Regions from separate parts of the Homo sapiens genome. Here region 2 is linked to region 1. Evidence: chromatin contacts called from ENCODE Hi-C or POLR2A ChIA-PET data. All regions are on one chromosome and are shown on one strand. The core of a region is the stretch at or near the end of the contact, and the rest is flanking DNA. Distances in the headings are between cores, read along the strand shown. Region 1 has its middle 11 kb from the start of CTCFL. Region 2 has its middle 20 kb from the start of PCK1.

What was found. A loop is a pair of places that touch in the nucleus more often than their neighbours do. ChIA-PET counts read pairs that join two places held with the same protein, here RNA polymerase II (POLR2A). Pooled maps may share reads with other maps.
Region 2: a map of dorsolateral prefrontal cortex shows a loop between it and region 1 (1.9-fold over the local background). The contact joins two enhancer-like sites. A Hi-C loop is called at or near these places in 21 of 168 maps with a recorded cell type or tissue (GM11168, GM18951, GM23248 and 17 more), 3 of 37 single-sample maps with no recorded cell type and 10 of 50 pooled maps. POLR2A ChIA-PET finds 5 or more read pairs at or near these places in 9 of 52 experiments (A673, HEK293T, HepG2 and 6 more).

Annotation. Positions count from the first base shown.
Region 1 is chr20:57,533,506-57,538,767 of GRCh38, forward strand. No RefSeq gene overlaps it. Among named protein-coding and RNA genes, the nearest start is that of CTCFL, 11 kb to the left of the region's middle. Within about 2 kb of position 3,411, at least 2 of the 41 ENCODE cell types and tissues checked have a DNase peak (open chromatin) inside an H3K27ac peak, as active enhancers do.
Region 2 is chr20:57,578,264-57,584,022 of GRCh38, forward strand. No RefSeq gene overlaps it. Among named protein-coding and RNA genes, the nearest start is that of PCK1, 20 kb to the left of the region's middle. Within about 2 kb of position 4,297, at least 11 of the 41 ENCODE cell types and tissues checked have a DNase peak (open chromatin) inside an H3K27ac peak, as active enhancers do.

The DNA of each region.
Region 1 (5,262 bases), core at 2,161-4,660:
TTGGATCTTTCCTCTCCCCACACTCTCCCTTGGGGATCTTATCCAGTTTCGACGTTTTCAGTGAACTGTGTATGCATGATGGCTTCCCGTCTCCAATGGGGACCGCTTCCCTGCCTCCAGACCCTGGGACCCATCTGCCCCCCATCATCCCTGTCAAAATGTCTAATGGGCAAACGTAGCTTGTCCAAGGCAGAACACTTGCTCCTTCCACCTGAATGCTGTTTTACCTAGTCTTCCCATCACAGCTAATGGGGATCCTTCTAGATGCTCTGGCTGAACACCTTAGAGGTTCCTCTTTCTCTCACAGATGAATCTATTCCATCAGCAAATGCATCTACCTCAAAAGTGTCTTCAGAATCTGGCCACCTCTCCTTACCTCCTGGCCCCCACCCTGATCCGTCTATCATGCCACTACTCCAGATGCCACCACTCCAAATGCCACCACTCCAAACGCCACCAGGCCCAATGCCACCACACCCAAGCAGGACCCTTCCACGGTGCCCTTCTCCTCTCAGACATCACAGTGGGCCACCCTATCTTCCACCTGCTCCCACCTTGTGGCCTCTTGCTGTTGCTCAGACACCCCAAGCTGGCTGATACCCCAGGGACTTGGCATTTGATGTTCCTTCTGTGGGGATGCTCTTCCCCCCAGTAGCAATACTTGTTCTTCCACTTTCTGCAAGTCTTTGTTCAACTGCTCTGTCTCTGAGGCCTTCCCAGTCCTCCCTATTAAAAATTACAACCACAGGAGGATTGCTTGAGCCCAGGAGGTCGAGGCTGCAGTGAGCTGTGATTGTGCCACTGAACTCTGGTCTGGGCAAGAGAATGAGACCCTGTCTTAAAAAAAAAAAGAAAAAATTGCAACCCCAGTTTTCCTTGTCTCCTTTATTTTTCCCAGGATTAAAAGTTGCTGGGGCCAGGCACAGTGGCTCACTTCTGTAATCCCAGCACTTTGGGAGGCTGAGGTGGGCGGATCACTTGAGCCCATGAGTTGACCATCCTGGGTAACATAGCAAAACTCCATCTCTACCAAAAAAAAAAAAAGGAAAAATTAGCTGGGTGTAGTGATGCATGACAGTGTTCAAGTTACTCGGGAGGCTGATGTGGGAGGATGGCTTGAGCCCAGGAGGCAGAGGCTGCACCGAACCACGATGACACCACTGCATTCCAACCTCGGTGAAAGAGTAAGACCTTGTCTCAAAAAAAAAAAAAAAAAAAAAAAAAAGAGTTGCTGGTATCTCCTCCAAAAATTGGGTGCTGGTGGTCTGCTATGGATACATGTAATTAAAATGTACAATGTGCCTAGGACAAGGTGAGGGTTCTTTCTGCTTTGGTTCTCTCCCCAATACCAGATCAGTGCACGCCACATAGCAGTCAATCAACAGATGTCTGTTGAATGAATGAACCTGAACGTATAATTGTGCAATAAGCTTACCTGGTTCTAAGAGCTGAGTGTTCAAAATAAATTTGCAGTGGGTTTGGTTTATCTCTAAGATTAGTTGTCTATATTTAAGTTTAACATAATATGCACCTTAGCACTTCTTTAACATCTCTGTTTATAGAACTTATAAAGGCTGTTTACTACAATAAAACAATATAAAACAGAATCCCCAAACTGAAGCTGAAAATATATTCACAGTTTACCTTTCCTGCTCTAATTACCTCTGGCTTCTTCTTGATACAGGTTCCAAAACATATTTTCTCCAGAATTAAAATTCAGAATAATTGCCCCGGACAGGGAAGGGACAATTTTCATTTGGAACAAGGGCTACATTTAGGTCGATAAGAGAACTCATGGGAAGAGACTGCTTTGTCTTCCATACGCTGAGGGGCTCCTCCTCAATTCTGGGTCTTCAGGGCTGCCCTGGGGAGAGGCTGACCAAGTATCTGCAAAGCAAAGGAAGGAAAGAAGGACAGAGCAGGTTGTCAGTGAACAAGCAGCCCACCATGGGTCAGAGGGAGGCTGGAGAAGGCTGATAAAGCTGGACTCCCAAAGGGTGCGGCTCCAGCCAGAAACACACTCTCAGAGCCAGGGACCAGGGGAGAGGACGTTGTTTGGTGCAGCTTGCCCTATTCTTCTCTTGACAGCAGAACTGTCCTGATTCAGGAAATCACCTTGACAGTTTATCTGAGGGTGGAAGGAAAGACCCCGATCAAGACACGAAGGGAGAAAGCCAAAAGACTCCATGTTAGAAAGGGAGAACTCCTCACTTTTACTTTTTGTTTTTTTGTGTGTATGATTTCAAAGGGGTGGGACATGAAAAGAACAGAGAGAAAGTGGGGAAAGTGGATAACCAAACCGTCCTGCGAAATGGCCGAAATATTGTTTAAAGATGTATCTTACTAAAGGACTGGTTGTGCGTGCCTCCTTCAAGCCGTCAGCCTGCTGTGGGGCACTCTCAAAAGCCTTGGGGAATGGTTTCTTGTGTGTTTGCTTGTGGTGCGGTGTAGCAAAGAGGCTGGTTCCTGACAGAGCAGGAGCACTGACATCTCGGACAAACACCGCCATTTTAAAATCCAGCTCCTTTTCTAGCCTCATGCATTTCAAGGAAATCACTTCTTTTCTAACTACAAGCAGCCGGAAAGAGCAGACAGTAAAACACAGAGAAGACAGCCCCCGCCCAGAGGGGAGGTGGGGGAAACTCTCTTGGGTAATTGCCAAACTTCACCCTCATACCATGGGCCCCAGTAAAACAGTGGGCCTTAATAAGCACACTCCTTTCCCTTCAGGTGCACTAAGATAGGGAATGTAAAAGCAGACTCAGGGAGTATGCCTGCAGCTGCAGAAAGATGTATGGGAACAGACACACAACTCTCCCTCCCAGATAAGCACAACAAAGAGACACAGAAGGAGTCCAAGCCTCTGATAAACTCTCCCACCCTAAATCCTTAAAAACTCTTAGTCTGTAAGAAAGTGTGCCTCTGACCTAATGTGGCCAGATGTCCCTCTCAGGTTTGTTTTCTCTAAAATAATCCTGTCTTGACCATCAGGCTACCTTTCATGTTTCTTTCCTCTTTCTTTAATTCTTACAGTTCCCTGTCCATAGGAGCACGTGCAGGGCAGGACAGCATCGTGGGAAGGGGAGGGTGATCAGCACCCAGAATCAACCCATAGTGGGGAGCTTGGGCACAATATCTACCACTGGGATTTTGCTTGTGTTTTTCCAAAAAAACTTTTTGTTTTGAAAATAGTTATAGAGTCACAGGATATTGCAAAAAAAAAAAAAGAAAAAAGAGTATGCAGGGAAGTTCCATGTATCCTTCCCTCAATTTCTCCTAATGGGCACTTCTTATGTGTTATTATACAATATCAAAGCCAGGAAACTGACATTGGCACAATCCAGAGTTTGTTTAGACTTTCACCAATTTTCCCTGCACACATTTGTGTGTGTGTGTGTGGTGTCTATCACATGTGAAACCACCACAATCAGGATGCAAAACAGCCAATCACCACACGGATCCCTTAAGCTACCCATTTATAGTCACATCCACCCTCTTCCCTCACCCCACCCAGATGACTGTAAGAATTTAACCCCTTTGGGAACTGGCAGAAGTCTTGGAAAGGACATTGGAATATTCCACAAGGCTCGTATGGAAGGTTCATGCCTATCTTATCTGGATATGAAGGGCCATCTAGGTTGCTGTACTGTAATGCTGGAACTATGTTGATGATACTGAAAAGAACATTCATTGATTTTAATCCTGAATAGCTCACACTCCAAAGTCCTCTCATTTCACAAAAACAGTGGTGCCCAACCCCTTTCTGCATTGGTAGACGGTCTCTGGTGAGGGGCAGGATGGTGCACAGGAGCCATCCTGAGGCTGGGTCCTTGAGCATGAGGGGTATCCATGGATAGGGAGAAGAAGGCATCAGGGAGGTGGTGAAGCATGGGAGGGGTTCATCTTTTTCAGCAGCCCCAAATCCTACTCAGTGCAGTGGCACTGATTGTGTAAATGAGACATCACAGGTTCCTACATTATGAATAAATGATATATTTTAAAACCTAGGACAAAGGTTACAGAGTGATTTGCCTGCAGGAACCAGGCAAGTTAATGACTTTGGCAGCTGGAGAGGGACAGGTGTCCTCTGTCCCAGGTAAGTTCTCCTGATTTTCAAACAGTGACAATTAATTAAAAGAAATTTCAAATTCTCCCGTCAACCAGACAAAATATATGCATGAACTAGTTTTGGTCACTGCCAGCTGGTGACCTTTATCCTGGATATTTCTTCACAGGTTCTCTTCCTTCCTTCCTTCCTTCCTTCCTTCCTTCCTTCCTTCCTTCCTTCCTTCCTTTCTTTCTCTCTCTTTTTCTTTCTTTCTCTCTCTTTCTTTTTCCTTCTTCCTATCTCTCTCTCTCTCTCGCTTTCATTTTTTTAAGTCACAGAACAAGAAGACACAGAAGGAAGAAATCATCCTGAAAGTACTTGTAAGCACTTTACTAACCCATTAAGTCATTGCTTTTCTGAAAGGAGAGCTCTGGAAATGATAATAATGAATATTTGCATAATGCTCTAAGGCTTACCAAAGTCATGTTGGAATACACCGCCTTGATTTTCCTCCTAGGGAGGAATGGATAGTTTGTCTAAGGCATGGATAGTTTGTCTAAGGTCTCAAGGCAGGGAGCTGGATGATGTAACCAGGACTGGCACCCAAAACTGACTTCACATCCCATGCTCTATTTCAATCCCATACCCAATCCTCTTTTCTTTTGGCTCCCTCTCCCCAAACCAGTGTGCCTACAGCAGAGCTCAGTTTTCTTTGCCAGGCATTTCTGACCCTTCTCAATTGGCCCCAAGCTGGAGAATTCAGCTGCCACCACCCCACCAACTATGCCCACTCTCCCAAGTGAGTGTGGAGTTGAAGACATGAACCAGCAACTCACCCTCGGTCAGTTTCAGATACATGTTCTTCTTAGGGTGAGTCAATCTGAGGGGTTCAGCACTGTCCTCAAGTCTTAGCCCCGTATCAGTTTGAGCTCCCCTGGAAGCAGCACCGAGAGTCCAGGGCTTGGGTGCAGGTAGTTTATTTGGAGAGGATTCCAGAAGGAAGTGAGGGAGCAGGGAAATGACACGGGGAAGAAGGAAATCCAGCATAAGGGCAAATTATTGAGGCCTCTGCTGTAGTCCATGGATGCTTGAATGCCAGAAAAGCTTCCAGAATGCTTCCCAGATTGCCTGCCAGAAGGACTGTGGGCAAGGAGTGTTCGCCCACCCCCTCTCGTGCTTGCAGTCAAGGGATGCTCTTGGGGTATCCCCCCACT
Region 2 (5,759 bases), core at 3,047-5,546, 46 kb after region 1:
CAGGCAGCAGCTGGAGCCAGACTGCAGTGGGCCTAGGGGTGATAAGTGGGCTCCGCTGTCAGCCAGGCACTTCTGAGCTGTGTGACCCTGAGTGAGTCCCTTAACCTCTCTGTGTCTCAACTCCCTCTTCCTACTTACAGGGTTGAGAAGACTCACAGAAGGGGTGTACACCAAGTGCTTTGGATACTCTCGGCACTCAATAAATGTGGGCTCCGTGCAGTACTTGTCTCCTGTGTGTAGTGGAATTCTGCAGGGAAAAGTTTGTTGGGCAGAGGAGTCCCACTGCTGCATGCTGGCTGAAGGGCTGCGGCTGCACTTTGCGGGAGGCTGAAGAGCCAGGAGAAGCGAGGATCGATCTGCTGTCATTCAGCCCCAGGAAGGGCACCCTGAGGCCTGACAGCTCCTCCACCACTGTGGCAAACTGCAATCCCGGGAGAGGCTGCCACCTTGCTGAGGGATGGGTGGGAGCTAGTCCCTGGGAGGGGGTTCCCCTGCATGTGTCCTTCACAACTCTCTTCACAGGCAAAACCCGGGGACAAGTGTTAAGAGCTCTTTGTCATCCATCTAATGAACATTTGTTGAGTGAACCCCCGAGGAGCAGGAGCTGTCTTGTCCTTACCTCCTCTGACTCTGGTGCCCAGAACACTGCCTGGTGACACCCACTGGAGCTGACCCTCCCAAGGGCTCCTGTGTACCAGCAGAGAAGGCATTTCCAACAGGCTGCCTCTCCGAGCCCAGTCTACCCTCTAAGGCAGCCATCACCTGTGTCCTGCTCACCGGGCTTAGGGGGCCAAGATAGCCAAGGTCACTGGGATCCTAAGGAACAGAGTGGGATTTGAACCCCAATGTGTCTGAGCCCAGAGGCACTGCCTCCACCACTCTCTCCATCTGCTGGCCCCAACTGCTTTGCAGATGTTACCAGTGTCTACCGGTTGGTAAAGGCTGGCTCAACCCTGGAGCATCTACTGAGTGCCGTCTCCACCGCAGGGGCTGGGGGACTCACGGGAAAGCCAGACACAGTCCAACTGGGACCAATCCTGGAGCATCTACTGAGTGCCGTCTCCACCGCAGGGGCTGGGGGACTCACGGGAAAGCCAGACACAGTCCAACTGGGACCAACCCTGGAGCATCTACTGAGTGCCGTCTCCACAGCAGGGGCTGGGGGACTCACGGGAAAGCCAGACACAGTCCAACTGGGACCAAGGGCTTCTGAGGCCACCGCACATGCTATGGTTTTCTGCCAGGGGTACTTGCCCAGGAGTCAGCTCTGGAAACACTTTGGAGCTGCTTCCCAAGGCCAGAGCGAAAGCCTGCCCCACTTCTCCTTCCTGGAGCAAAATCTGAATATGTACTCCCTATGGAGTTTGCCCCAGGTGCCAGGGGCTGTGCTGAGCCCCCTCCCATGGTCTCCCCTGAAAGCCCGAGGGAAATGCTGTCTTCATTCCCATGCTGTCAATGAGACAACCATGGGGAATGAGCCGTGAGCACCACCATCTTTCTTGTCCCTTCGAACATCTCCAAGTCAGATAATCATAACAATAGTGGCAGGCATCCCACATTCGTATAAGCTGGCAGTCCGTCCTGCCTTGGCCCCCGGCCCAGTTAAGCAGAGGGAGGTGGTGCTGTGCCCTGCATCTCTATGGATGGGGAAACTGAGGCTCGGGGCTGGGAGGAGGCAGATCTGAGGGCTTCTGAGTTTCTCCTCCTCCTGCAGACAAAGAGAGTCACCCAAGGTCATCAGAGCTGCCGCGGCGGCAAAACAACAATGTTCTGACTTCTGGTCAGGTCCTCCTTCCATCACGACGCTCCAGCATGGGAGGGGAGGCAGGCGTGGGGGCCGTCAGGGGCCTCTTTAATTCATGAGTTACTGGCAGAAGCACAATCTCCAGGGAAGATTGATGACCGGCTGCAGGTATTGGTGGGCGGATTCATAAAGCTGTCGGCAGCAGGCCGTAAATCAAATGAATATTCAAGATTCCGCCTCAGGAGCAATTCCCCGGCTCCGACAATAACAAGATGGATGTGGGCAGGAAGGCAGGCGTGGTGGCCTCAGAAGCCCTCGGCCCTGGAATGAGGCACCGCACTTGCTCATAACTTCAGCATCTGCCTGGGAAATCTGGGCAGCTCAGAAGAGGGAGGAGAGCAGATCGTGGACCCCAGACCCAAACGCGGACCCCATGTTGAGGATTATGTTTTATTGAGGCATCATTTACTTGCAGTAAAATGCACAGGTCTTAAGTGGAACATGGGAGGAGTTTGGACAACTGTGTATAATCACCACCCAGATCAAGGTCTAGAACGCCCCATCATCACCCCAGAAAGTTCCCTTGTACTCTTCCCTGCTCACCCCCCATCCTGAGCCCTACGCAGCCACTGCTCTTCTTCCTCTCACTGGAGCATGTGGACTTCTGTGGAGGGCGTGGACTTGTCTGCCTGTTTTGCTCAGCTTTCTCTGCGTGGCTGAGCTGGGAGCAGCTCCCTGTCCTGCTCTGCTGCGCCGTCCCCCATGGCAAGGGTCTGCCGCCATGGTATGGGCCATTCCACCCTTCATGGCCACCTGGGCTATTTCCACTTTTGCCTATTCTGAGAGGCTGCTGTGAATTCCTGCAAGGGTTTTTCTGGGTGCTTTTGTTTCAGGTAAACACCTGTGAGTGCAAGGGCTGGGTCCCAAGGCAGACATAGGCTTTACCGTTTTAAGGAACTGCCAGACAGATTTCCAAGTGACTGTGCCTCTGCATTCCTGCCAGCAGCGGATGAGAGTTCTGGCGCTCTGTCCTCATCCTTGCCAGCGGTGTTTATGACACCTGTTCAGGTGAGTGCAGTGGCATCTCACCAGGAGACCGCCCCCCCCCACCTTTTCTCAATTCACCAAGTCTCCACTGGTCCTGGGACACAGCCTTTGCTGTCCTCTCACGAGCCCTTGGGGAAGGCAGCTCATCTTTGTGGCTGAGTTCAGGAGCCGAGTCCCCACGATCTGCCCTCCCCACCGGGCTGCCGCGTGTTCCTGGGGCTGCCGAGGCTGGGACCCAGAGCTGCCTTTTTAAGAACCTTCCCATGGCTGCCCACTGCTCTCAGGATGCAATGCACTCTCCTTCCGGTGGTCACGAGGCCCAGTGTCATCTGACCCTGGCCACCTCTCTGCTGCCACCCCAGGCCACCATCCTACCTGCTAACCATGCTCTGATCTACTGCCTGGGATCAGGTCCCACCCAGGACCTTTGTCCTGGCTGTTCCTTCTGCCTGGATTCCATTCTCCAGCCCCTTCTGTTGGCAGCTGTGTCCAGGTAGAAGGAATGGCTGCTGCCTCTGAGAGTGATGAGCTTGCTGTGGGCTAGGTGCTGGGCACGGTCACCAGGGGGGTCCCATCACGAACCTCATCCTTCAGACCAGGAAACTGAGGCCCAGCAAGGTCACTGGAACTGCCCAAGGTCATGCCACAGGTCGGGGGCAGAGAGGAGACCAGCCTTCATCTCAAGCCTGTGGAATCATCCTCTCTTCCGGAGTGGCCTGGCATCTTGTCTGGGAAGGAAGCTCTGGGCTGGCCTTGGGCAGAGGCTAGATGATGTGAAATGCCAGCTCCTCTTGGGATTCACACTCCCCCAGTAGGGCAAAAAGCACACTCGTGCCTCTTCCTCTTTTGGAGAACATTTCCCCATTTCCCAACTCAGCATGAACTTCTTTCCTAATTCTGGGCCATATTGCTTCACTGCCATTAGCCCCCACCACAGACAAGTGTTCCGTGGGATCAGGAGGCTTTAGAAGTTAACACAGGACAGAGGTGGCCAGCACCACTAGGGTTCCCCTGGTATCTGGAGCCCCTGTCCATCCTGGTACAAGACCAGCCCCCAGGACTCATCAACATCCCAGAGGTCAAAGTCTCCGCAGGTGGGACAAGCTAGAGCAAATCTTGTCCCATGTACTCTAGTCCCTTCGTATGCTGTTCCATCCGGGGCAGGCTGGTGACAGAAGACACAGTGCCCCCCACCCAGTCCAGGTAGCCCTGCCTTCTCTCCCCAGAGCCGAGAGCACTAATAGCCCCAGTTGTTGAAGAAAGGGACCTGTCCCAGGGTCTTCACTTTGTAGGTCCTGCCAGCAGCCCTGATTTCTATGTACGAATATTGCTGTCATCCATCAACTCCCCTCAAAACAACTCCCCAAAAAACAGTCACCTCAGATTCCCCCCGTTGAAGTAAAAGTTTCTTTTCCTAGACTTCTAAAGTCCAAGAAGGGACCTCAGCAACACAGGCACGTCTCCTGGGCAGAGGCGTGCGTCATGGAAAACTTGGAGGCTGGTGATTGGGCCGTCTCTGCTGCAAAGTCAAGTCCCCGAACGCTTGAAAAACAACATAATGTATTCCTGTCTGCAGCTCTGAGCGAAAGCTCATTTTGTGTCCTGTGTTTCCATTTCCTGAGGATTAATAAGTGTGGAGGGGAACTCGGGCTTCGTGCCGAATATTTATTTAGTCAATATACGCATCAATTTAGCAAATTAGAGATCGCAAGCCATTTCTAAGCAATGCTGTAAAAATAATAGCTGTACTTTAAACTTGTAATGGATTTTGGTTTGGTGGGAGGTGGTGGCTACTACGTGCCTGGTACTTGATAAACAAAGAAGTTTAGTTCTCCTTAAACTTCAGTGGATGTCTGAGTCATTGGAGATGTTTGTTTAAAAAGCAGACAGATCCTATTGCCAAGGGCACAGGCTGAGGGGTCTGGGGTGGGGGCTCTGGAACACAGTGAAGAGTGGGCTTCCGGTGAATGGCCCTGTGTCTACCTCCTGGCTGTGGAGGGCAGGGTTCCTCCGCCTCGGCACTGCTGTCATGAGGGGCTGTGTGCTTCTCCAGTGTGGGGGCTGCTCTGTGCACTAGAGAATGTTCAGTCTCACCGCCATCTCTGTCCACTAGATGTCAGCAGCAGCAGCCCCCTCCCCAGTTGCGACGATCAGAAATGTCTCCAGACATTGGCACGTGACCCCTGGCAGGCAAAATCTACCCCAGCTGAGATCTACTGATGTAGTGCAGGGTTCTCAGGCTCTCTGAGCCTCATTTCTTCATGGAGACACACATTCTCACAAAAAAGCCTTCTACCCCACAACCCGGTGAGAGCACGGCTGCTGCTCACATTGCATAGCTGAGAAAACTGTGGCTCAGAGAGGCCCAGTGACTTGCCCAGGGGTACACAGCCCACCCGCAGCTGACCTGGGGTACGCAAGGCACTTCCTAGTCCTTGAAATGCTCAGTGGCCCCTTCTCATCCCTCGAGCCTCTGTCCCAATGTCACCTCTTCAGAAGGGCCCTCGCTGTCTCCCTGCGCTAGGGTAGGCTCTCACCCCTGCTCTTCCGATGCTCTTTCTTACCCCTCTGCCGTGTTCCCCACAGGACTTGGCCTAGCAAGCATCGTGACTGCGTGCGTATTGACTTGTCCTCTTCACTGTCCCCCACTGGCATGTGGGCCCCTCAAGGTGGGGGGTTCCTGAACTTGCTCCCTGCTGTGGCTCCAGGCCCTGGCGCAGAGCAGACGAATCATAGAGCAATCAAATGGCTCATTGGAAAGGTTCCCAAGGCAAGGCTGCCGGCTGCACCACACCATTCATTCTCCCCATATTCTTTGCTAACAAGGCCCCTGACTTTTAGCTCCTGGTCATATGGGAGTGTGACCAAGTGCTGGCCAGTAAGATGTAAGTAGAAGTCTTGTGTGAAGTCTTTCAGGAAGTGTCCTTACAGGAAGAAGCAAAACCCTGCTTATCCCTTCCTTTTTCCT